2 separate regions of the Homo sapiens genome follow, and region 2 is linked to region 1. The links are chromatin loops, found by intact Hi-C in ENCODE. Cell type or tissue: Calu3. All regions are shown on one strand. Each heading gives the region's core, and the rest is flanking DNA. Links, peaks and the distances in the headings are about the cores only. Region 1 holds the start of LOC124903529 (a long non-coding RNA gene). Region 2 overlaps PPCDC (phosphopantothenoylcysteine decarboxylase).

Region 1 (11,306 bases), core at 1,514-9,513:
CAGCGTTCACGCCATTCTCCTGCCTCAGCCTCCCGAGTAGCTGGCACTACAGGCGCCCGCCACCATGCCCAGCTAATTTTTTTTGTTTTCTTTTTAGTAGAGATGGGGTTTCACCGTGTTAGCCAGGATGATCTCAATCTCCTGACCTCGTGATCTGCCCGCCTCAGCCTCCCAAAATGCTGGGATTACAGACGTGAGCCACTGCGCCCAGACTTAATCAATATTTTTTTAAATAATTTCATTTTGTTCTGCTGTTAGCTTTTTTTTTTTTTTTTTTTGATGGAGTCTTGCTCTGTTGCCAGGCTGGAGTGCAGTGGTGCGATCTTGGCTAACTGCAAGCTCCGCCTCCCGGGTTCAACAGGTTCAAGCCATTCTCCTGCCTCAGCCTCTGGAGTAGCTGGGATTACAGGCGCCCACCACCACACCCAGCTAATTTTTTTTTTTTTTTTTTTTGACAGAGTCTCGCTCTGTAGCCCAGGCTGGAATGCAGTGGCACAATCTTGCTCACTGCTACCTCTGCCTCCTGGGTCCCAGTTCAAGCAATTTTTCTGCCTCAGCCTCCCGAGTAGCTGAGATTACAGGCATGTGCCACCATGCCCAGCTAATTTTTGATATTTAGTAGAGACGGGGTTTCACCATTTTGGCCAGGCTGGTCTTGAACTCCTGACCTCGTGATCCACCCGCCTCAGCCTCCCAAAGTGCTGGGATTACAGGCGCGAGCCACTGCACCTGGCCTAATTTTTGTATTTTTAGTAGAGACAGGGTTTCACCATGTTGGGCAGGATGGTCTCAATCTCCTCACCTCTTGATCTGCCTGCCTCAGCCTCTCAAAGTGCTGGGATTACAAGCACGAGCCACTGTGCCTGGCCTACTGTTAGCTTTTTAATTGCATTTTCTTTTACTACTATTTTAGTGGTCATCTTAGAGATTATAAAATGCATCCTTGATTTATTTCAATCTACATTAAGTTAGAACATTTACAATTTATACTTAAATGATGCAATAACCTTATAACAGTTAACTCCCATTTAGTACCCACCCTCTTTGGTTTTATTGTTGTCATATATTTACTTTTTTGATTTTTTTTGAGACAGGGTCTTCCTGTGTTGCCTAAGCTGGAGGGCAGTGGCATGATCTTGGCTCACTGGAACCTCAACCTCCTGGGCTCAAACGATCCTCCTGCCTTAGCCTCTCCAGTAGCTGAGAACAGTAGCTGAGACCACAGGCATGCATTGCTGTGCCTGGCTAATTTTTTTTAAAATTTTTTATAGAGATAGGGTCTTGTTATGTTGTCCAGGCTGGTCTGAAAATCCTGGCATCGAGTAATCCTTCCACATGGGCATCCCAAAGTGCTGAGATTACAGGTGTGAGCCACCACACTGGGTCTCATATACTTGCTTTTATGTGAAAAATCTTATGAGATGTTGTTTTAAATAGCCAATATTTGATTCTCATTGGACACATTTTTACTCTTTCCTTGTGCTCTTCATTCCTTCTTGCAGTACCATCAGGGCTCATTTTCCATCAGCCTGAAAAATTCCCTCAGCCTGGGCAACATAGGGAGACCTCATCTCTACAAATACTTAAAAAAAATTAGTTGGATATGGCGGTGCACGGCTGTGGTCTCAGCTACTCAGGAGGTTGAGGCAGGGGGATAGCCTGAGCCCGAGAGGCCAGGGATGCAGTGAGCTGTGACAGCGCTACTGCACTCTAGCCTGGGTGACAGAGCGAGAGCGAGACCTGGTCTCAAAAAATAAAAGACAAAAACAAAAATAAACCTTCTCTAGTTTTTCTTTTCTTTTCTTTTCTTTTCTTTTTTTTTTTTTTTTTGAGACTGGGTCTTGCTCTGTCACCCAGGTTGGAGTGCAGTGGCACAATCACAGCTCACTGTAGCCTCGAACTGCAGGGTAGCTGGGACTATAAGTGTGCACCACCACTCCTGGCCAATTTTTTATTTTTTGTAGAGATGTGGTCTTACCATGTTGCTCATATGGTCTTGAATTTCTGGCGTCAAACAATCCTCCCAAAGTGCTGAGACAGGACCCATGAGCCACCGTGCAAACCTCCTCAAGTATTTCTTATAGTGCAGATGTGCACTAGTAACAAAGCACATTCTTTCCGCTTTTGTCTGTCTGACAACATGTTTCTTTTACTTTATTTTTTGAAGTGGGCATATAATTGTAGCTTGGCAGGTTTTTTTTTTAGCATTTTATTTTATTTTATTTTTGGAAGAGAGTCTGGCTCTGTTGCCCAGGTTTGAGTGCAGTGGCACAATCTCGGCTCACTGCAGCCTCGCCTCCTGGATTCAAGCGATTCTTATGCCTCGGCCTCCTGAGTAGCTGAGATTACAGGCATGCACCAGTATGCCCAGCTAATTTTTGTAGTTTTAGTAGAGATGGGGTTTTGCCATGTTGGCCAGGCTGGTCTTGAACTCCTAACCTCAAGTGATCTGCCTGCCTCGGCCTCCCAAAGTGTTGGGATCACAGGTGTGAACCACTGTCCCCAACTCTTTTTAGCATTTTAAAGATGTCATTTCATTATTGTCTGGCTTCCATAGTCTGCCATCAGTTGTATTGCTGGTATCTCTGTCTCTCTCTCTCTTTTAAAATGTGGTTTCTTTTAAGACTTTCTACTTTGTCTTTGATTTTCAGTAATTTAACTGTGATGAGGCTAAGTGTAGTTTACTTTATGCTTACTCTGCTTGGAGCTCATTGATATTCTTGAATCTATGGCTTGATGCCTTTCATCATATTTGTGGAATTCTCAGCCATTATTTCTTTTTCTTTTTTTTTTTTTTTTTTTTTGTTGAGACAGAGTCTCACTCTGTCACCCAGGCTGAAGTGCAGTGGCACAATCTTGGCTCACTGCAACCTCTGCCTCCTGGGTTCAAGTGATTCTCCTGCCTCAGCCTCCCAAGTAGCTGGGATTACAGGCACGAGCCACCATGCCTGGCTAATTTTTGTATTTTTAGTACAGACAGAGTTTCACCATTTTGGTCAGGGTGGTCTCGAACTCCTGACCTCAGGTGATCCGCCCTCCTTGGCCTCCCAAAATGTTGGAATTACAGGGATGAACCACCACGCCCAGCCTTCTTTGTCTTTTCTTTTCTTTTCTTTCTTTCTTTTTTTTTTTTTTTTTGAGACAAGGTCTCATTCTGTTGCCCAGGCTGCTGGAGTGCAGTGGTGCAGTCATGGCTCACTGCAGCCTCACCCTCCCTGGCTGATGTGATCCTGATCCTCCCACTAAAGTAGCTGGAACTACAGTTGTACACCACTATGCCTGGCTAATTTTTGTATTTTTTGTAGAGACAGGGTTTTGCCATGTTGGCTAGGCTGGTCTTGAACTCCTGGGCTCAAGTGATCCTCCCACTTCAGCCTCCCAAAGTGCTTGGAATACAGTCGTGAGCTACCATGCCCAGCCCATTATTTCTTCAAATACTGCTTCTCTCCTATTCCCTCTCTTCTCTCCTTAAGGAATTCCAAACACGTATGTTAGACCTTTTGAGCACATCCCGTGCATCTCTTATACTCAGTTCTGTTTTTCCTTCTATTATTCTTTTTGCTTTGTGCTTCAATTTGAATAATTTCTATTGACTGGTCTTTAAGTTCACGAGTCTTGCCTTCTGCTGTATATAGTCTTTTGCTAAACCTATCCAGTGAGTTCTTAATTTCAAATATATTTTGCAGTCCAAAATGTCAGTTTTTTGGCTGGGTGCAGTGACTCATGCCTGTAATCTCAGCATTTTGGGAGGCTGAGGCAGGTGGATCACTTAAGCTCGGGAGTTTGAGACCAGCCTGGGCAACATGGCAAAACCCTATCTCTACAAAAAATACAAAAAATATCTGGGTGTTCCCTTTTCCCTTCCCCTTCCCTTTCTTTTCCTTTCCTTTTCTTTGACGGAGTCTCGCTGTGTCGCCCAGGCTGGAGTGCAGTGGCACAATCTCAGCTCACTGCAACCTCCTCCTTCTGGTTTCAAGTGATTCTCCTGCCTCAGCCTCCTGAGTAGCTGGGATTACAGGCACCCGCCACCACGCCTGGCTAATTTTTGCTTTTTTTTTTTTTTTTTTTTTTTTTGAGACAGAGTCTCACTGTGTTGCCCAGGCTGGAGTGCAGTGGCACGATCTTGGCTCACTGCAAGCTCGCCTCCTGGGTTCAAGCGATTCTTCTGCCTCAGCCTCCTAAGTAGCTGGGAGTACAGGTGCATGCCACCACGCCCAGCTAATTTTTGTATTTTTAGTAGAGACGGGGTTTCACCATATTGGCCAGGCTGGTCTCGAACTCCTGACCTCATGATCCGCCCGCCTCGGCCCCCCAAAGTGCTGGGATTATAGGCGTGAGCCACATCGCCCGGCCAATTTTTGCATTTTTAGTAGAGATGGGGTTTCACCATGTTGGGCAGGCTGGTCTCAAACTCCGACCTTGTGTTCCACCCACCTTGGCCTCCCAAAGTGCTGGGATTACAGGCATGAGCACCACACCCGGCCAGATACTTATTTTCTTGGCCCATTGAGACTGTGACTTCCTGCTTGGTCCACTTCCTTGCACCTGAGTTTGGGAAATGGCTTCATGGAGAAAGCAATTTAAATGTGAGGCTTGTCCAGGCGAGGTGGCTCATGCCTGTAATCCCAGCACTTTGGGAGGCCGAGGCAGGTGGATCACCTGAGGTCAGGAGTTTGAGACCAGCCTGGCCAACATGGCAAAACCCCATCTCTACTAAAAATACAAAAATTAGCTGGGCGTGGTGGCACACGCCTGTAGTCCCAGCTACTTGGGAGGCTGAGTCAGGAGAATCACTTATATCCAGGAGGCAGAGGTTGCAGTGAGCCAAGATCATGCTACTGCACTCCAGCCTGGGGGACAGAGTGAGACCCTGTCTCAAAAAAAAAAAAAGTGAGGCTCACCTCATGTGCATTCCTTCTCCAACGACCATAACCCTGCATTGGCTGCTGTCCAGTGCCTACAAACTGTTGTTGGATATTCTATTTTGCCCAGTATTTATGGTTGTTTACCATGGTAGGGTAAATCTGAGATCAATGAGTCTGCCTTGGCTGGAATCAGGTTTCTCCCTCAGGGGTTTGAGTGGTTGAGGCTAAGTTGAAAGGGTGTGTTTCAGAGCAGCCACAAAGCTGTCTGGACTCTGAGGTCATGCCCAGGAAGCTGAGAGATGAGGAAATGGAAAAAATGAGTTTGCGGAAGCTGGGAGGACAAGAAAAAGCTGAACAAATGCAGGGTGGTTGTGGGGTGTTTGTGAGGGAAGGGAGCGGATGCTGAGAGAGCTCAGGAAGTGCCATAGGACCACTCACCACACCCTGTTGTCTTGAATCCCTAGTGCCCACACGCAGTACCACTCTCCAGCCCCAGGGTCCATGCCTGGACAAGGTCCAGGTCCTACTCTTGGAGTCCTGTGAGGGCCTGTCTCCCTTACTGATAATAATCCCCCAGACTCAAGGGAATCCAAGGGACCTGCTGATCTGGCAACCAAAAGGACTCAACCTCCCACCACCCCAACAGGTAAAGAAACCAAGGCACAGAGAGGTTAGGTTCCCTTCTGAGGGCCACACAGGAATAAGTTGTACAGCCAGGATAAATACCCACATACTGTAAACTCATGAGCCTGAGCTCTTAACAAATGGGTTCTCCTACCTCCCATGAACAAGCACAATCCAGTCTCTTCTCATGAAAGAAAACCTTCTGGACTCAAGCCCCCAAGGCGGCCCATGAGCTCAAGTAGCCTGTGCCCCCTGCACCCTTGGAAGGCATGAGCTTCCTTGGGCCTATACATGGAAGACAAGGCTCTGAACAGGTAGCAAAAGGTCTGGTTATGAACCTTGCTCTGTTAATGATTTGCTCGGGAACCCCAGGCAAGTCACCGTCCTTCTCTGAGCCTCAGTTTTCCCCAACACTTGTGAGGCTATTGTAAATTGATGATAAACCCATGTGGGAGGCTGGGCATGGTGGCTCATGCCTGTAATCCCAATACTTTGGGAGGCCGAGGCTGGTGGATCACTTGAGGTCAGGAGTTGGAGACCAGCCTGGCCAACATGGTGAAACCCCGTCTCTACTAAAAATACAAAAATTAGCCAAGCATGATGGCGCACACGTGTGGTCCCAGCTACTCGGGAGGCTGAGGCTTGAGAATTGCTTGAACCCGGGAGACAGAGGTTGCAGTGAGCTGAGATTACGCCACAGCATTCCAGCCTGGGCAACAGAGCGAGACTCTGTCTCAAAAAAAACAAAACACAAAAACCTATGTGGGAAACAGCCCTTGGGGCTCCCGGTGCCCAGCAGTGCCGGGCCTGTCACTGACCTTGCTCTAGGATGATTCACAGGGACGTCGTGGGTGGCCAGAGGGCTCGTGGGTGGCCAGAGGGCCCCTTGCCTGCAGCAGCAAGAGCAGAATGGCTGGTGTGCCAAGCTTCGGGGCACCAGTGGGCAATAGGAGAATTCTGTCAGTGCTGGGGAAGGGAGTAAGGAAGCAAGAACAGCCTTCAGGCGTGGGTCTCCCAGCCACAGGGGCTGTAGGGGAGACCCCGGAAGGAGGATGGGGCAGCTGTCTTAGAATACCAATCACCCAAAGGAGCCCATATTCCATGTTTACCAGGAGTACCAGGGTCCTCAATATCGTCTTCACTTGCATTTATTTGCATTTTTTGCTTATAATTTGTCATTTGGTGGGGTCTCATTTCATATCACAGTCTCTACTTTTTCCTCCCTATTTGGGCACAGGGAGAGGTGGACCTTCAGCTAAGTCCTCCTCGGGGAATTTCATTTTAACTCTCAATATACCTTCAGACTCCATTAGACCCAATTTTAATTTTAATTTTTAACCAACCTTTCTTTCTTCTTTCCTTTCCTTCGTTCTTTCTTTCTTTCTTTCTTTCTTTTTTTTGACAGGGTCTCACTCTGTCTCCCAGGCTAGAGTGCAGTGGCACAATCTCAGCTCACTGCAACCTCTGCCTCACAGGTTCAAGCCATCCTCCTGCCTCAGCCTCCCGAGTAGCTGGGACAACAGGTGCGTGCCACAACGCCTGGCTAATTTTTGTATTTTTTGGTATTCTTATTTTTAGTAGAGAGGGGGTTTTGCCATGTTGCTCAGGCTGGTCTTGAACTCTTGAGCTCAGTGATCTGCCTCCCTCGACCTCCCAAAGTGCTGGGATTACAGGCATGAGCCATCATGCCTGGTTGAAGTTTCTTTTTTGAGCAGTTCAAACGATTTATGAGGATTATTTTATTACTTTTATTTTTTCACGGAGGTCTCCCAAAACCAAAGAGAACTTTTATTTATTTATTTATTCATTTATTTTTTTGAGATGGGGTTTCGCTCTTGTTGCCCAGGCTGGAGTGCAATGGCACAATCTCAGCTCACTGCAACCTTCACCTCCCGGATTCAAGTGATGCTTCTATCTCAGCCTCCCAAGTAACTGGGATTACAGGTGCCTGACACCATGCCCAGCTAATTTTTTTTTTGTTGTTGTTAGTAGAGACAGTGTTTCACCATGTTGGCAGACTGGTCTCAAACTCCTGACCTCAGGTAATCCTCCTGCCTTGGCCTCTCAAAGTGCTGGGATTACAGGCGTGAGCGACTGCACCTGTCCACTTTCTTTTTTTTTTTTTTAATAAAAAAGAATGAAGGGCTGGGTGTAGTGGCTCATGCCTGTAATTTCTGCATTTCCAGAGGCCAAGGAGGGCAGATTGCTTAAACTCAGGAGTTCGAGACCAGCCTGGGCAACAGGGTGAAACCCTGCCTCTATGAAAAAATACAAAAATTATTTGGGCTCAGTGGCACACCCCTGTACTCCCAGCTACTTGGGAGGCTGAGGTGGGAGGATTACTAAGCCCAGGATGCAGAAGTTGCAGTGAGCCGCTGCACTCCAGCCTGGATGACAGAGGAGACCCTGCCTCAAAAAAAAAAAAAAAAAAAAAAAGAAGAAGCTTATTTTATCTTGTAATTATCATATGGATCTACTGGATCATTTGTAAATCTAAAATATATTATGAGATCTTCATGATCTTATTTTTCCTATATCATAAAACATTTTGCTATTGTATTCCCTCAGGAACTATTTCATCATTACTCATCAATTATTCCCAACCCATGCTTTGAAAAAAAGACTAAAATAGTAAGAAAACAGAAGAATGATGGAATTGCCTGAATGACTCAATAGTGACATGAGTCATTGCTATTTCACCAATTTTCAGTTTTCTTATTGCCTTGTCCAAAGCATTAGGACCGTCTTTCAAGAAAGTGTAAAAAGTCCAGAGATATCATCTTTGTATTTTTTTTTAGCTTTCATTGCACACAGTTAAGAATTCAGAATTGTTCATTTTCCTACAAAGAGGAAAGAGAAGGAAACTGACAGAGGAAGACATTTCACAGCTATTAGAGCAATCAGTAGATGAATGCAACGCGACAAACAGCAGCACTCTAGACTGTAATGATGAGGTAAAAGCATCGTATGAGCAAAATCTTCAGATGATGACATCATGCATGAATTTTCTCAAACCCAAGAATTGTCCCTATTTTCCCAGGGGTAGGGGAGAACTAGAGAGGGATGGCTCTTTGCCCAGGGTCACTCAGCTCTTGCTCTGTCCTGTTGCTCAGAGATCTGTGACTGAGCCAGCCCCTCCTGTAGCATACAGTAGATGCTGCCCCGCAGGATGGGACAGGGCTGGACCTTGAGGTGAAGAGGCTGTCTGGATACCTGCTCCTGACTGCTAGCTCTTCGCCCACCTCACCTGCCACCTGTCCTTTGGCGTTGGGTTCTTGAGGCCGTGGTTTCCCTCTGGGTGGTGACTCAGTGCCCACAGCCCGCCTTGCATGTGATCTTCCCCTCCCCTGGGCCTCACTGACTGCCCCAGCAAGAGGCAGCTGTGGTTTCCCCTGAAGCAGCAACCACGAACTGCCAAGCCCACCCCACCCCTCCGTGTCCTAGCCCCAACCTCGGGGCCTCAGCTGAAGGAGAGATGGGGAGGCCTCATAGGCCCATGGCACTTGGTGTTTACAACGAGCTTAGCCCTCACAGCATGAGTGTGGAAAGTATTATCCCTATTCAATTGATGAGGAGAGTGAGGCCAACATGTGTGAGGGGCTTATTTCATTTATGCATTCATTTATTCTACAAGCGTCTCTCAAAAGCCCACTAAAACCCAGGACAGTAGACCCAGAGACACGATGTCCAGATGTACCTCAGGAAGGACTGGCCCTGGCGGCGGGAGGGTCGTGAGTGCTCAGCTCTCCAGGGATTGCCCCCAGCTGCAGAGATTTGCCTCCTCTGCCTCGGCCTCCCATGCCTTTCTCTGGGCAGCCTCATATCCAAGGACTAATCCAGCTGGGTACTAATTCAGGCCCGGCTATTTAAGCCCTGTGTGGGGCGGTGACAGGTCATTCGGAGCTCCCAGTGAGGCAGCTGAGGCCAGGGTTGGGCCTGTCTTGCAGCTGGACTTCTTCTCCCTCTGCCCAGTTTGGCCTCTTTGCCTTCCCTTCTCCAGGTGCTGTCTGCAAGAGCTCTCCCTAACAGACATCCCTCACAGTAACTCCGAGCCCAAATCCACTTCCTGAGGAACCCACCCTGCAACCCTCGGCTTTCAAAGAGTGGCCAGCCTCATGGCACAGAGGCATGTAAACCACCCGGGTGGGGAGAGAATAGGCCCAGGGAGACACAGCCACCGGGGCCCAGAAAGCTGGCTTTGGTTTTGTGGGGGGTGTGGGCCGCAGAGTTCAGGATTGGGGCGTGGCAGCAAGGCAGGGGCCCAAGCGCCTGAAAACCACAGCCCACCCCCTTGGCTTGGAGAAGGGCGAGGTCCCCACCTGTCTACCATGATTTTCTCAGACCCAGTCTGCTCCAATAAGCAGCCCCCGCTCGGCTGGACCGTCTCCCAATTTCCCTTCCCAAATACATACTCTGACTGTGGGTCTAGATGCCTCCTACATCCTGAGTGCCTTGTGGCCAGCCAGCAGCAGCAGCAGAGCTGCCCAGAGGAACTGTGCTGGATCTAGTAGGGGGAGAAGGGAGAACAGGCCCTTCTGGGACCCCAAGATCCCGTGCAGGGAGCACATCTGGGTTCCAAACCCACAAAAGGAAACGTGGCCAAGAAAGCAACCAATCTCCACCCCCGGCAGGGTTGGGCTGCACCGCCATACTGTGACTGTGCTGGCTACAGTCCCATGGCGATGGGGAACTCACAGCCCCGTGCCCCTCCAACCAGAGGTCCCTGGGCTGGGCAACTTAGATAATTAGGAAGGTCTTCCTTCCCTTAAGGTCCTCCTCTGGCCTCTGGAGCTATGGGATCTGCTGTTCTTTGGTACCAGTAATCCACATGTGAGGCCCCATTTTTCTCCTAAGTCACTGTAGGATCTTGGGCCTCAGTTCTCCATCTGTTTAGCAAGGGAGAGCAGAGGAGAGCCAGTCCTTCCACTTCCCACCTGCCCTGACATTTTATGACTCAGTGATACACTGACGCCTGTCCCGTTCTGCCTCCTTGCCTTCTCTCCTCCAAGTTGCCCAGCTCCATCACCTTCCCTGCCCCTCCCTTGACCTTCCACCTCCCCTGGGCTGACAAGAGCTGAGGGTGGTCAGAAGTCGGCCCGGCTTCCCACCTGACACAGAGGACTGCTCGAAGGAGATGCTGGTCACTAAGAGCAGGGCAGCAGCTGTAACAAGCCAGCATTCTGGAAGCTCCTGGAAATCATATTGCAGAATGCTGGCCTGGCAAGGGGTGAGGGTAAGGGTCTAGGGTGGGGAACAGTGAGTTCTATATAGCAGGGGAGCCAGGACAAGTGCTGTCCATGCTGGAATGCTTCGTTCTGAGCAAGAATGACATCACAGACAACCCCTGCTCCATGCTTATTACCATGGGCTGCCCAAACCCCCACCCACACAGGGAGGGCAGCGGGAGGGGACAGAAATGAATGGGCACAAGCTGTGGCATAAATTCTGGTGGAGGATGGAGGGAAACGATGCCAGAGCATCTAGCCAGGCCATAGCCTCACAAGCTCTGTCCCTGAGACAGGATTTCTGCAACACTGGAGAGGGATGGTACCCAGCCATCCATGACTTCTGTGCCAGGCCCGACTTGTGTTTAATTGTATACATTATTAATGGAACTGGTGGCAAGGGGCTGGGGCTCAGTCTGTGACCAGCATCAGGGCTCAGTCTATGACCAGGTTCAGTGCTTTATCTAGGACCAGGACCAAGACTCATTCTGTGGTAGGATCAGGGCTTAGTGAGTGATCAGGATGAGAGCTCAGTCTGTGACGAGATCATGGGCTCAAGCCTATAGCTCACATTAAGGATCCCCTCCGGGTG
Region 2 (11,306 bases), core at 1,166-9,165, 51 kb before region 1:
GTGTAAAGTACCTGGTAGAGTCCCTGGCACGCAGCCCACACGCAGTTAAGGATGGCTACTGGAACGAGTCCCAGGGTCTTGCCAGGGGTCTTGGGAGAGATCTGATGTGTCTGGCTCAGGCAAAGACAGACCTTGCCCTCTCAGGCCTTGGGCTCTGGGTGGAGCACTTGGAGCAATGGGCAGGGGTCTGCAGGGCTACAGGCACTGTTGGCCTGTCTGGCCACAGCGGAATTTTGCTCCCAGGTCTCGGGGCCATGGCTGAAGTGGGGACCATCGTGGACAAAGTGAAAGAAGTCCTCTTCCAGCACAGTGGCTTCCAGCAGAGTTGACCTGGGATTTCTGTCATGGGTGTCCCTCTGTACTCAGAATGGGTTCAGGCCAAGTCGGTGAAGATGGATGTTGGCAAAATAGGAGGATACCCTCATTTGCTGAATGGGGGACCTGCTCTGAGCCTGCCCAGGGGCCAGGCCTGCTCCAGGTTAAACTGGACGGAAGGCCCAGGTCTCAGTTTCTTTCAACCAGGAGAGGCCGCTGCCTAGAGCCCCTCCCCACCTTTTCCTGGATGGGTGAGGCAAGCCAGGAGAGCAAGCAGTGTTGTCCTCACGGGAGGAGGACTGAGCGACTGGGAAAACTCGGCTCTACATCTCACCCAGAACGGCTTTTAGAAACACCACAGCTGGAGAGTCCTGGCTGAGCCTTGGGAGTTTCAGCTCTTTGGCGGGGTGCCCAGGTGCCATGCGATCAGCGAAGCCTGCGAGTTGGCAGGACTCTGAGGTTTCCTGCAGACCATGCCATGAGATTGAAGGTGCGGGGAAATAAAGAAAAATCACCATTTAGGAGACTCCATTCTTTCCCTACAACCCAGCTGTGGTCCCAGAGATCAGGGGGTGTTGCCAGGTGTGGCTGGGGAAGGGTCTGGGTTCACAACTCACCGGCACTCTTTAGTCCCCGTATAACATGGTGGTTAAGGATAAAGATCTGAAGCCAGACAGCCCCTAGTTCCAATCCCAGCTCTGCCGCTTACTAGCAGTGGCAGTTTGGTTCAGGACTTAGCCTTCCTGACCTTCACTTACCTCAGCTATCTTGTTATCCTACCCTCAGGGAGTTGTTGAGAGGATTCAGTGAAATTTTGTGTGCAGAATACCCATGCCACTGAGTGCCTGGAACGTAGTAAATGTCAAATCAATGGAAGTTAAAACTAGGCATGCATATATGCCAGAGAGCTTTCCTAGCATTTACTGCAATGCCCTGTCTCATTTTGGGAAAAAGGAAATCCTGGATGCTAAGTTGACACATCCCTTTATGCAAGTGACAGGTAAGCAGCCAGGAGGGTTGACCCTGCCCTGGGTCCCAGGCCTCTTGCCTGCTTCTTGGTTTCCTCTGTTCTCATCCTTTCAGCTTTGCTGGACCTGAGGCAGGGGCCTGGGTGTCTGTGCCTCCCTACCCCCCAGTACACATGACCAAGGGAAGTAGATCCAGAGACACCATGCACTCTGGCCCAGAAACCCTCTGCTACCCAGCTTTTGACTTAATTGCCATTTGGTGTGGCTGCAGCGGGGAGGGCTTGTCTGCGTATTTGGAGCTGAGGCTGAGGCTGGCTTCCTGCCCTCTGGCTTCCAGGCCAGGTGTGAGGGACATCCCATGTGGGCTCTGAGAGCACTGAGAGTAGAGGTGCCTTGAGGGGACCAGGAAGCCTACTGGCTGGAATCAGTGCTCCAGCAGCCTCCACAGCCTTTATCTCAACAGCACTTGACTTCACCAGGTGACCCTTTGGGATAAAATTGCCTTAGGGTATGAAATAAACTATAACTAAAATGGTAGCATCAAGAACCAACTTCTTTGGCTGGTTTGGGGATGGGGCATGGGGAGAACCTGGGTAACTGAAACCCGGAGACGGTCCCAAAAGTCCATTTACAGGGTTTCCAAATTCCTTCTTGTCCACATTGCCCTTCCTCTCCCTCAGCAACCCACTAGTAAATGGTGAGGCTTCCCAATTTTATTTTTATTTATTTTTTGAGACGGAGTCTTGCTCTGTCCCCAAGGCTGGAGTGCAGTGGCGCGATCACAGCTCAAGCCATTCTCCCTCGTCAGTCTCCTGAGTAGCTGGGATTACGGGTGCCCGCCACCACGCCCAGCTTATTTTTGTATTATTTGTAGAGATGGGTTTTGCCATGTTGGCCAGACTAATGTTGAACTCCTGACCTCAAGTGATCTGCTGGCCATGGCCTCCCAAAGTGCTGGGATTACAGGCGTGAGCCACCGCGCCCAGCCGCTTCCCAATTTTAACAGAAACTGATAGCATTTTCTGAGTGTTCATCGTGGGCGAGGATCTATGCCAGGGATTTTAGGGAAGGCAGTCACCCAGGGAGATCAACCACAAAGTGCCTGTGTGAAAAGGCCATGGGAGCAGGGAAGTTCACAGGCCACTGTCCCAGAGCTCTGAAAACAGCTGTGGCTGCTCAGCAGGACTGCGCCTTGTTGGCTAGAAGGGAACATATATCCCTGTGGACTCAGGCCAGCTGGAGGCCCCTGTCCCTGGGGGTTCGTCTCTCCATCTCCTACCCACAGCAGTCCTGCATCCCTGCCGCCCATTTTGAAGCGGGGGGTCTGGATGAATGGGTCTGGGCTGGGCCTAAAGAGCCCAGCTGTTCCCTGCACCAGACTGGAGCTAAGAGGAGCAGGTGCTGCATTTAGCTGGCCCCATCTGCCAAGGAGGTGCTGAGTGGGGAGTGACAATCACTGCTTTCCCCACGAGGGGTCCAAGCACTTGAAGTTACCTTCATCTTGGGGAGAAATGTTTCTCAGAGAAGATTCTAGCCTCCCTGATGATTTTTTATAGAATTCTGGAAGTTTCAGAGAATAGAACATTTGGGTCTGAAATGTGCACTCTTTTGTGGCAGCCATGAGCCCTTCAAGGCTGCTGTGGATGCTGCTGGGTGGGAGGCAGAAGCCACCAAACCAAGGCCCAGCTTCCACCCTGGGCCGCCTCCAGCCCTTCCTGCACCCCGCTGGTCAGGTGCCGCTGCTGCCTCCCCACTGCCTCAGGTCAGGCCCAGACTCCTGGGCAGTACACACCTGGCCCTTTGTGATCTGGCTCCTGCCTACCCTTCTAGCACTGCCCTTTACCACATGCCAACCCTGAAGGGCTCCGTATTCTCTTGCCAGACTGGACAACCTTGAACTTGTGAGGCCTCTTGCCTGTGCACATGCTGCTGCTTTTACTGGGATAAGACTGACTCCCACACATGCCTGTGGATGTACCTGGGTGCTACCTCCTTTGGAAAGCCTTCCCTGGCCAACTGCAACCTCCTTGCCCAGGTTGCCATGGTGCTTCCCACTATTATTTTTTATTTTTATTTTTATTTTTTGAGATGGAGTCTCATTCTTTCGCCCAGACTGGAGTGCAGTGGTGCGGTCTCAGCTCACTGTAAACTCTGCCTCCCAGGTTCAAGCAATTCTCCTGCTTCAGCCTCCTGAGAGGCTGGGATTACAGGTGTGCACCACCATGCCCAGCTTTTTTTTTCTTTTTCTTTTTTAAAATTTTTAGACGGTGTCTTGCTCTGTCGCCCAGGCTGGAGTGCAGTGGCATGATCTTGGCTCACTGCAAGCTCCGCCTCCCTGGTTCACGCCATTCTCCTGCCTCAGCCTCCTGAGTAGCTGGGACTACAGGCGCCCGCCACCACGCCCGGCTAATTTTTTTTTTGTATTTTTAATAGAGACGGAGTTTCACTGTGTTAGCCAGGATGGTCTCAATCTCCTGACCTCGTGATTCACCTGCCTCAGCCTCCCAAAGTGCTGGGATTACAGGCGTGAGCCATCGCACCTGGCCTGATTTTTTTTTTTTTTTTTTTTGTATTTTTAATAGAGACGGGGTTTCACCATGTTGGCCAGGCTGGTCTCGAACTCCTGACCTCATGATCTTCCTGCCTCGGCCTCCCAAAGTGCTGGAATTACAGGAGTGAGCCACCGTGCCCGGCCACCACTATTTATTACAACAGAATTGTAATTGTTAGTTTACTTTGTGTCCTCCTAACATTGGGTTCTCTTGGAGAGCAGGAGTTGTCCTGTTCCTTACAGAACCCAGTAAGTCACTCCAAGCTTGTACTGATCAAAAAAGTGGTGTGTGTGTTGGGGCTATTGGTTCCTGCTCCTTTCTGTGCAAGAGACAAAATTTAGCAACCACAAAAGCAAAGATTGATAAATTTGACTATAGAAAAATAGGTTCACTGAGCAACAACCCAAAGTCAAGGTCAAAGGACAACATGCTGGGGAAATTATCTGCAGCTCATAAACAAAGGGCTGATTCTCCTAATATATGAAGAACTCCTATGCATTGATGATAAAAAGACCAAGGGCCGGGCACAATAGCTCACACCTGTAATCCTAGCCCTTTGGGAGGCCGAGGTGGGTAGATTGCCTGAGCTCAAGGAGTTGAGACCCACCTGGCCTACCTGGTGAAACCCTGTCTCTACTAAAATACAAAAAATTAGCCAGACATGGTGGTGCATGCCTGTAGTCCCAGCTACTTGGGTGGCTCAGGCAGGAGAATTGCTTGAACCTGCGAGGCGGGGGTTGCAGTAAGCTGAGATCATGCCACTGAACTCCAGCCTGGGTGACTGAGCAAGATTCCATCTCAATAAAAAAAAAAAAAAAAAAAAAGAAAGAAAAAGAAAAAGGAAAAAAAGACCAAGAACATGTATTAAAAAGTGAGCAGAAGATACGAAGAATTCACATTAAAAACAAAAAAAAAAACAAAACCAAAAACCCAGTCACACAAAGGGCCCTTAAACAGCTACTCAGCCACATTCATGAGGAGAGTGGTGCAAATCAAGCTAGACCTAAAACTTTTGCCTGTTAGACTGGTGGGGGTGTGGGGAATTGGTGCCCTCATGCATTGCTGGTAGGAGCGTAAATTGATGGCAACTTCACTGGAGAACAATCTCGGAGTATCTATCAAAACTACGTATGCACCTTACCCTTTGACCCAGCAATTCTACTTCTAGGGATTTGTCCCACAGATACACTCACTTCTATGACATTATGTCTAAACAGATTTATTGCAGGCTTGTATATGGTACTGAAAGACCAGGCCAGGCACAGTGGCTCACGCCTGTAATCCCAGCATTTTGGGAGGCCAAGGCGGGCAGATTGGCTGAGCTCAGGAGTTTGAGACCAGCCTGGCAACATGGCGAAACCCCGTCTCTACTAAAAATACAAAGTCAGGTGTGATGGTGCATGCCTGTAATCCCAGCTACTCAGGAGGCTGAGGCAGGAGAATCGCTTCAACCTGGGAGGTGGAGGTTGCAGTGAGCCAAGATTGCACCACTGCACTTCAACCTAGGTGACAGAGAAAGACTCTGTCTCAAAAAAAAAAAAAAAAAATTACATATGCACCTTACCCTTTGACCTAGCAATTCTGCTTCTAGGGATTTGTCCCACAGATACACTCAGTTGTATGACATTATGTCTGAACAGGAGATTTATTGCAGCCTCGCATATGGTGCTAAAAGACTGGAAACACCCTCACTATCTAACAGCCAGGAGATTGGATAAATAAATTAGTGTGTTCCTTCATACACTGGAACTCTACACAACCATAAAACAAAGTGTTGAGGAAGCTGATTTGGGAAGACTTCTGAGGTACATTGTTAAACAGAAAAAGCAAGGTGCAGAAGAATGTCACATGCATGCTTGTGCAGAAAAAATGGGGGTGGGGAAAGAAAAGGAGGATATATTCTTATTGGCTTGTGTGTGCATCAAATGCCTTTAAAAAGATAAACAGAGAAAAACATTGTCTATTGTTTTTCTCTTGGCAGGGGAACTAACTGAGTGGTTGAGAAACAAAGATAGGAGGCAGGCCAGGACTCCGTCTCAAAAAAAAAAAAAAAAAAGATAGGAGGTGACTTCATTTTTAATTGTTGGGCCAGATGAATATACTATCTACCACAAAATCAATAAATACATTTTAAAAAGAGTTCCTTGTGGTCAGGCACAGTGGCTCACACCTGTAATCCCAACACTTTGGGAGGCCAAGGCAGAGGGATTAGTTTAAGACCAGAAGTTTGAGACAGGCCTAGGCAACACAGTGAGACTCCATCTCTACCAAAAGAAACACAACTAACTGGACATGGTGGCACACGCCTGTATTCCCAGCTACTTAGGAGGCTGAGGTGGGAGGATTGCTTGAGCCCAGGAGTCCAAGGCTGCAGTGAGCTATGGTCATGCCAGTGCACTCCGGCCTGGGTGAGGAGTGAGACTCTGTCTCTAAAAAATTTAATAATAATAAATAAAAATATAAAAAGATTTTTCTGCTCTTTTTGTTTGTTTTTTAAGACAGGGCCTCACTCTGTCATCCAGGCTGGAGTGTAGTGGCACAATCACAGCTCACTGCAGACTTGACTTTCTGGGGCTCAAGTGATCCTCCCATCTTAGACTCCCGAGTAACTGGGACTACAGGCACCCGCCACCATGGCCCGGCTAATTTTTGTATTTTTGGTAGATACGGGGTTTCACCATGTTGGCCAGGCTAGTCTTGAACTCCTGGCCTTAAGTGATCCACCTGCCTCAGCCTCCCAAAGTGCTGGGATTACAGGTGTGAGCCTGGCCTCTTTCTGTTCTTTATCTGGAAGTTCTTAAAAATGATGGCAGGGAGTTACTGCAAACAAACACACAGACTTGGCAGAGGCATCTGGAAATTTTCTTTTTGTTTTTGAGACTGGGTTTCACTCCGTTACCTGGGCTGACTGCAGTGCAGCAGCACAATCACAGCTCACTGTAGCCTTGAACTCCAGGGCTCAGTTGATCCTCCCACCTTAGCCTCCCCAGTAGCTGAGACTACAGGCACATGACACCATGCCTGGCTAATTTTTTATTTTTTGCAGAGATGGGGTTTTACCATGTTGCCCAGGTTGGTCATGAACTCCTGGACTCAAGTGATGCTCCTGCCTTGGCCTCCCAAAGTGCTGTAATTACAGGCATGAGCCACGGTGCCTGGCCTGAAGATATTCATCAAGGCCTTTGGAGTAGAAATGGGTCTGCTTTTCTTGTCACAAGCTAACAGAGGAAAATGAATTTTGAGTATCCTTGTGTGCTTTTAATAAACCTTTGAGATCCCTGATCTCAAGGAACTTATGTTCTTATGGGAGAAAGATTCACAGTGATCAAATAACAGCAAACAATGAAAGTGAGACTGTGTGGCATGGACTCTACTTCAGAATTGAGCAGTCAGGATGGGTCCCCTGGACGGAACAGAACTTGGGCTGGGGCTTACAGGAGGACCAAGGATACAAAGGGTGAAGACATGCTGCCATGTGCTTGATGTAGGACACCCAGGGAGGAACTCCGGCTCCACGTGCTGGGGAGGTTGGGAGCTGTTCAGTAGGGGAGGCACATGGTGAGTGTGGCGTGCGGTCAAGATCAGCGGGGCGGTATGTGCAGGACAGATTGGGTCTGGATTGAGAAGCTGGAGTCTAGGAGGAAGCCAGGATGCTGAGAAGGGGAATCTAGGTTGTGCTGAAGGCCTTGACCACACCCCTGATTCTGGAAAAGGGGTGACAAAAGTAACAATGTGAAGAAAAATCAACACCATTAAAAACTGTAAAAACCACGGTCTTTTCCAAAGGTGGTGTGTACTAAAAACAAAACAAAACACAATATCCAACAAACAAACAAACAAAAAACAACCCACTGTCCTTGTGGCCAGTGGAGGGAGGGAGACTAAATGACACTGTATGTGTGTGTTGGTGCAAGATTTATAGCAATCTTCAGCCCCACCCATGAAAAATAATTTTGCTTTGCTTATTATAGTATAGTTTTTTTCTCTCTCCTGACCTCACAGTATTGTTCAATCTGTCTTTGTGGCCAGGCGCAGTGGCTCATGCCTGTAATCCCAGCACTTTGGGAGGCCAAGGTGGGCAGATCACTTAAGGTCAGGAGTTCAAGACCAGCCTGGCCAACATGGTGAAACCCTGTCTCTACTAAAAATACAAAATTAGCCAGGTGTGGTGGTGCATGCCTGTAATCCCAGCTACTCAGGAGGCTGAGGCAGGAGAATTGCTTGAACCGGGGAGGAAGAGGTTGCAGTGAGCTGAGATCGTACCACTGCACTCCGGCCTGGGCAGTAGAATGAGACTCCATCTCAAAAAACAAAACAAAACAAAAACAATCTGTTCTGTGGTTCCTGGGCACTTTGTGGTGTGGGATTAGAAAAACAGATTGGTGGTGGCTCACGCCTGTAATCCCAGCACTTTGGGAGACCAAGGCGGGTGGATCACAAGGTCAGGAGTTTGAGACCAGCCTGGCCAACATGGCAAAACCCTGTCTCTACTTAAAAAATACGAAAATTAGCTGGGTGGTGGCAGGCGCCTGTAATCCCAGCTACTCGGGAGGCTGAGGCAGGAGAATCACTTGAACCTGGGAGGCAGAGGTTACAGTGAACCGAGATCGTGCCATTGCACTCCAACCTGGATGACAAGAGCAAGACTCCGTCTCAAACAAAAAAAAAAAAAGAAAAACAGATTGAGATACAGAACTGGGAAGATGGGAACAAATGGAGGAGTGAAGGAATCTTTTTGTTTTTTTTTTTTTGAGCCAGAGTCTCGCTCTGTCGCCCAGGCTGGAGTGCAGGGGCGCGATCTCGGCTCACTGCAAGCTCCGCCTCCCGGGTTCACACCATTCTCCTGTCTCAGCCTCCTAAGTAGCTGGGACTACAGGCACCCACCACCACGCCCAGCTAATTTTTTGTATTTTTAGTAGAGATGGCATTTCACCGTGTTAACCAGGATGGTCTCGATTTCCTGACCTTGTGATCTGCCCACCTCAGCCTCTCAAAGTGCTGGGATTACAGGCGTGAGCCACCGCGCCTGGCCAAGGTTTTTTTTTTTTTTTTTTGAGATGGAATCTTGCTCTGTCGCCAGGCTGGAGTGCAGTGGCGCAATCTCAGCTCACTGCAGCAATTGTGATTGAGGTTCTTTTTAAAGCCCTTTGCAATGTGTGATTCTCTGAGTGCAGCTGAGCAGGACTGAACTGTGTGGAGCCCTAGATAAGACTTGGGTTATGGGTACGTGTTACATGTTCTCCATATTGCCAAGTGTTTCTTTAATCTCATTTCACCCTCCTCACATAACAGCTTCACGATGGAGTCAATTAGCATATGTAGCTGTTTCATAGACAAGAAACTGAGGGCCGCACAGCCAGTGCAGTGTGCTAGGGTTTTCTCTTTCTGCCCTACAGCTACCTGCAAACAGGCTCCTGCACAGGACTTCTACCCTTATTTGCATTTACCTCCTTGGGGTCAGTTGAAACACCCCTTCCACCATACATCAGCATCCCCAGATGCCTGCCCTTTCAGTCCCAACTGGACAGCTCCTTCATTACCTTTTTCTGCTCATGGCTTCCTTCCTTCATGTATTGTGGTTTCTAGGGCAGGATGAAAATCCTAAGTGTCACGCAACTGCCTCTGAGCAAAGAAATCAACCCCAATAACTGACAAGTTGTTTACACTGAGAGCTTCCTGGTGGAACCAAATATTCTACAATATTTAAGCCAGGTTTGGTACCCCTTGCGGCAAGGCAATGGGAATGATCAGGCCAGAAGAACTACCAGTTGTCTCATAGCAAAGGAATGTGGGGAGTGGGTGGGTGTGAGGACAAGAGGCAGATATGTGAGCTTCAGGGCTTTTGGAGGACATGCAGCTAATCCAGGTGGAATCTGGGAGCATGTGTCGTTCCCTTGCTGCAATGGGCTCATTTCATGGTGGCTTTATCTGCTGAGATTACATGGTGATGCTTTGCCTGCTAGCCTAGACAGCAGGTCCTTAGGGACTGGAGGCCCAGCAGACTCCCTTTCAGGCCTCTGGATTCCTGGAAGAGGAAGGAGTGTTCAAAGGTGAATTAAAAGGTGCCTTCCATCTGTGTAGGCAAAACAATGTTACCAGCCATAGCGATGGACTTGGAAGCAGCCAACATGAGTTGAACATGAACACATGGATGCTGAAGATCCTTTCTTTCTCTCTTTAAATTTTCTTTTTTTTTTGAGATGGAGTCTCGCTCTGTCGCCCAGGCTGGAGTGCAGTGGCGCTATCTTGGCTCACTGCTAGCTCCGCCTTCTGGGTTCATGCCATTCTCCTGCCTCAGCCTCCCGAAGTAGCTGGACTACAGACACCGGCCGCCACGCCTGGCTAATTTTTGTTGTATTTTTAGTAGAGACGGGGTTTCACCGTGTTAGCCAGGATGGTCTCGATCTCCTGACCTCGTGATCCACCCGCCTCGGCCTCCCAAAGTGCTGGGATTACAGGTGTGAGCCACTGCACCCGGCCCTCTCTTTAAAATTAAAAAAAAGAAAGTTTTTTAACTTTAACTAGGTCCTGACCAGACATAAAATTTTTTTAATTAAAAAATTTTTTTGGCCAGGTGTGGTGGCTCACACCTATAATCCCAGTACTTTGGGAGGCCAAGGCAGATGAATCACAAGGTCAGGCGTTCAAGACCCACCTGGCCAAGACGGCGAAACCCCGTCTCTACTAAAAATAAAAAATTAGCTGGGCGTGGTGGCGAGTGCCTGTAATCCCAGCTGCTCAGGAGGCTGAGGCAGAGAATTGCTTGAACCCGGGAGGCAGAGGTTGCAGTGAGCCGAGATCGTGCCACTGCACTCTAGCCTGGGCGACAGAGTGAGACTCCATCTCAAAAAAAAAAGTAAATAACATTTTTTTAAGAGACAGGGTCTTACTCTTTCATCCAGGTTGGACTGCAGTGGTGCGATCATGGCTCACATACAGCCTCGACTTCCCTGGACTCAGGTGTTCCTCGCACCTCAGCCACCAGAGGAGTAGCCAGGACCACAGGTGAGAGCCACCACACCCAAGCAATCTTCCTGCCTCAGCCTCTCAAATTGCTGGGATTAAAGGTGTAAGCCACCGCTCCTGGCCCTGAAGATTTCCTCCTCTCAGAAGAGACCGTGGCCTGGCCCTGGCTTGGGAGCTGATATGTTACCTGGAACTTCTGGAAATTGCTCTCCTGGCAGGGGAGAAGTTGAATTCTGGTGTGCCATGCTTGGGGGAAGCTGGCATGATGGAGGGAAGAGAGAGAAGGCTGTGGAAGGGAACTCAGGTTTATCTGGCTCCTGGCCTGTGCCAGACCCTGCATTTAAGCCTCCTAAACATCCTTCCAGATGGGCATTGTTATTCCCATTTAAGAAATAAGAGGCTGGGCGGCTGGGCGCGGTGGCTCATGCCTGTAATCCCAGCACTTTGGGAGGCCAAGGCAGGCGGATCACGAGGTCAGGAGATCGAGACCATCCTGGTGAACACG

What was found. A loop is a pair of places that touch in the nucleus more often than their neighbours do. Peaks named below come from ENCODE experiments on the same cell type or tissue, not always from the same donor. Only the 100,000 strongest peaks of a DNase experiment are listed, where the experiment ranks them.
Region 2: it touches region 1 in a loop (5-fold over the local background); 29 of 110 quality-filtered maps call a loop at or near these places.

The regions. Positions count from the first base shown.
Region 1 is chr15:75,099,866-75,111,171 of GRCh38, forward strand. It overlaps LOC124903529 (a long non-coding RNA gene), which reads left to right and starts at 6,983. Exons shown (of 2, transcript XR_007064720.1): 1 at 6,983-7,012; 2 at 8,288-11,306. RefSeq lists an enhancer at 11,105-11,174. In Calu3, for the core only: no CTCF peak of the experiment used is centred there; DNase peaks (open chromatin) are centred at 5,146, 6,286 and 8,806.
Region 2 is chr15:75,048,907-75,060,212 of GRCh38, forward strand. It overlaps PPCDC (phosphopantothenoylcysteine decarboxylase), which reads left to right. Exons shown (of 6, transcript NM_021823.5): 6 at 244-1,820. The coding sequence ends at 329. Among named protein-coding and RNA genes, the nearest start is that of PPCDC, 31 kb to the left of the region's middle. RefSeq lists enhancers at 2,592-3,093, 3,094-3,593. In Calu3, for the core only: no CTCF peak of the experiment used is centred there; no DNase peak of the experiment used is centred there.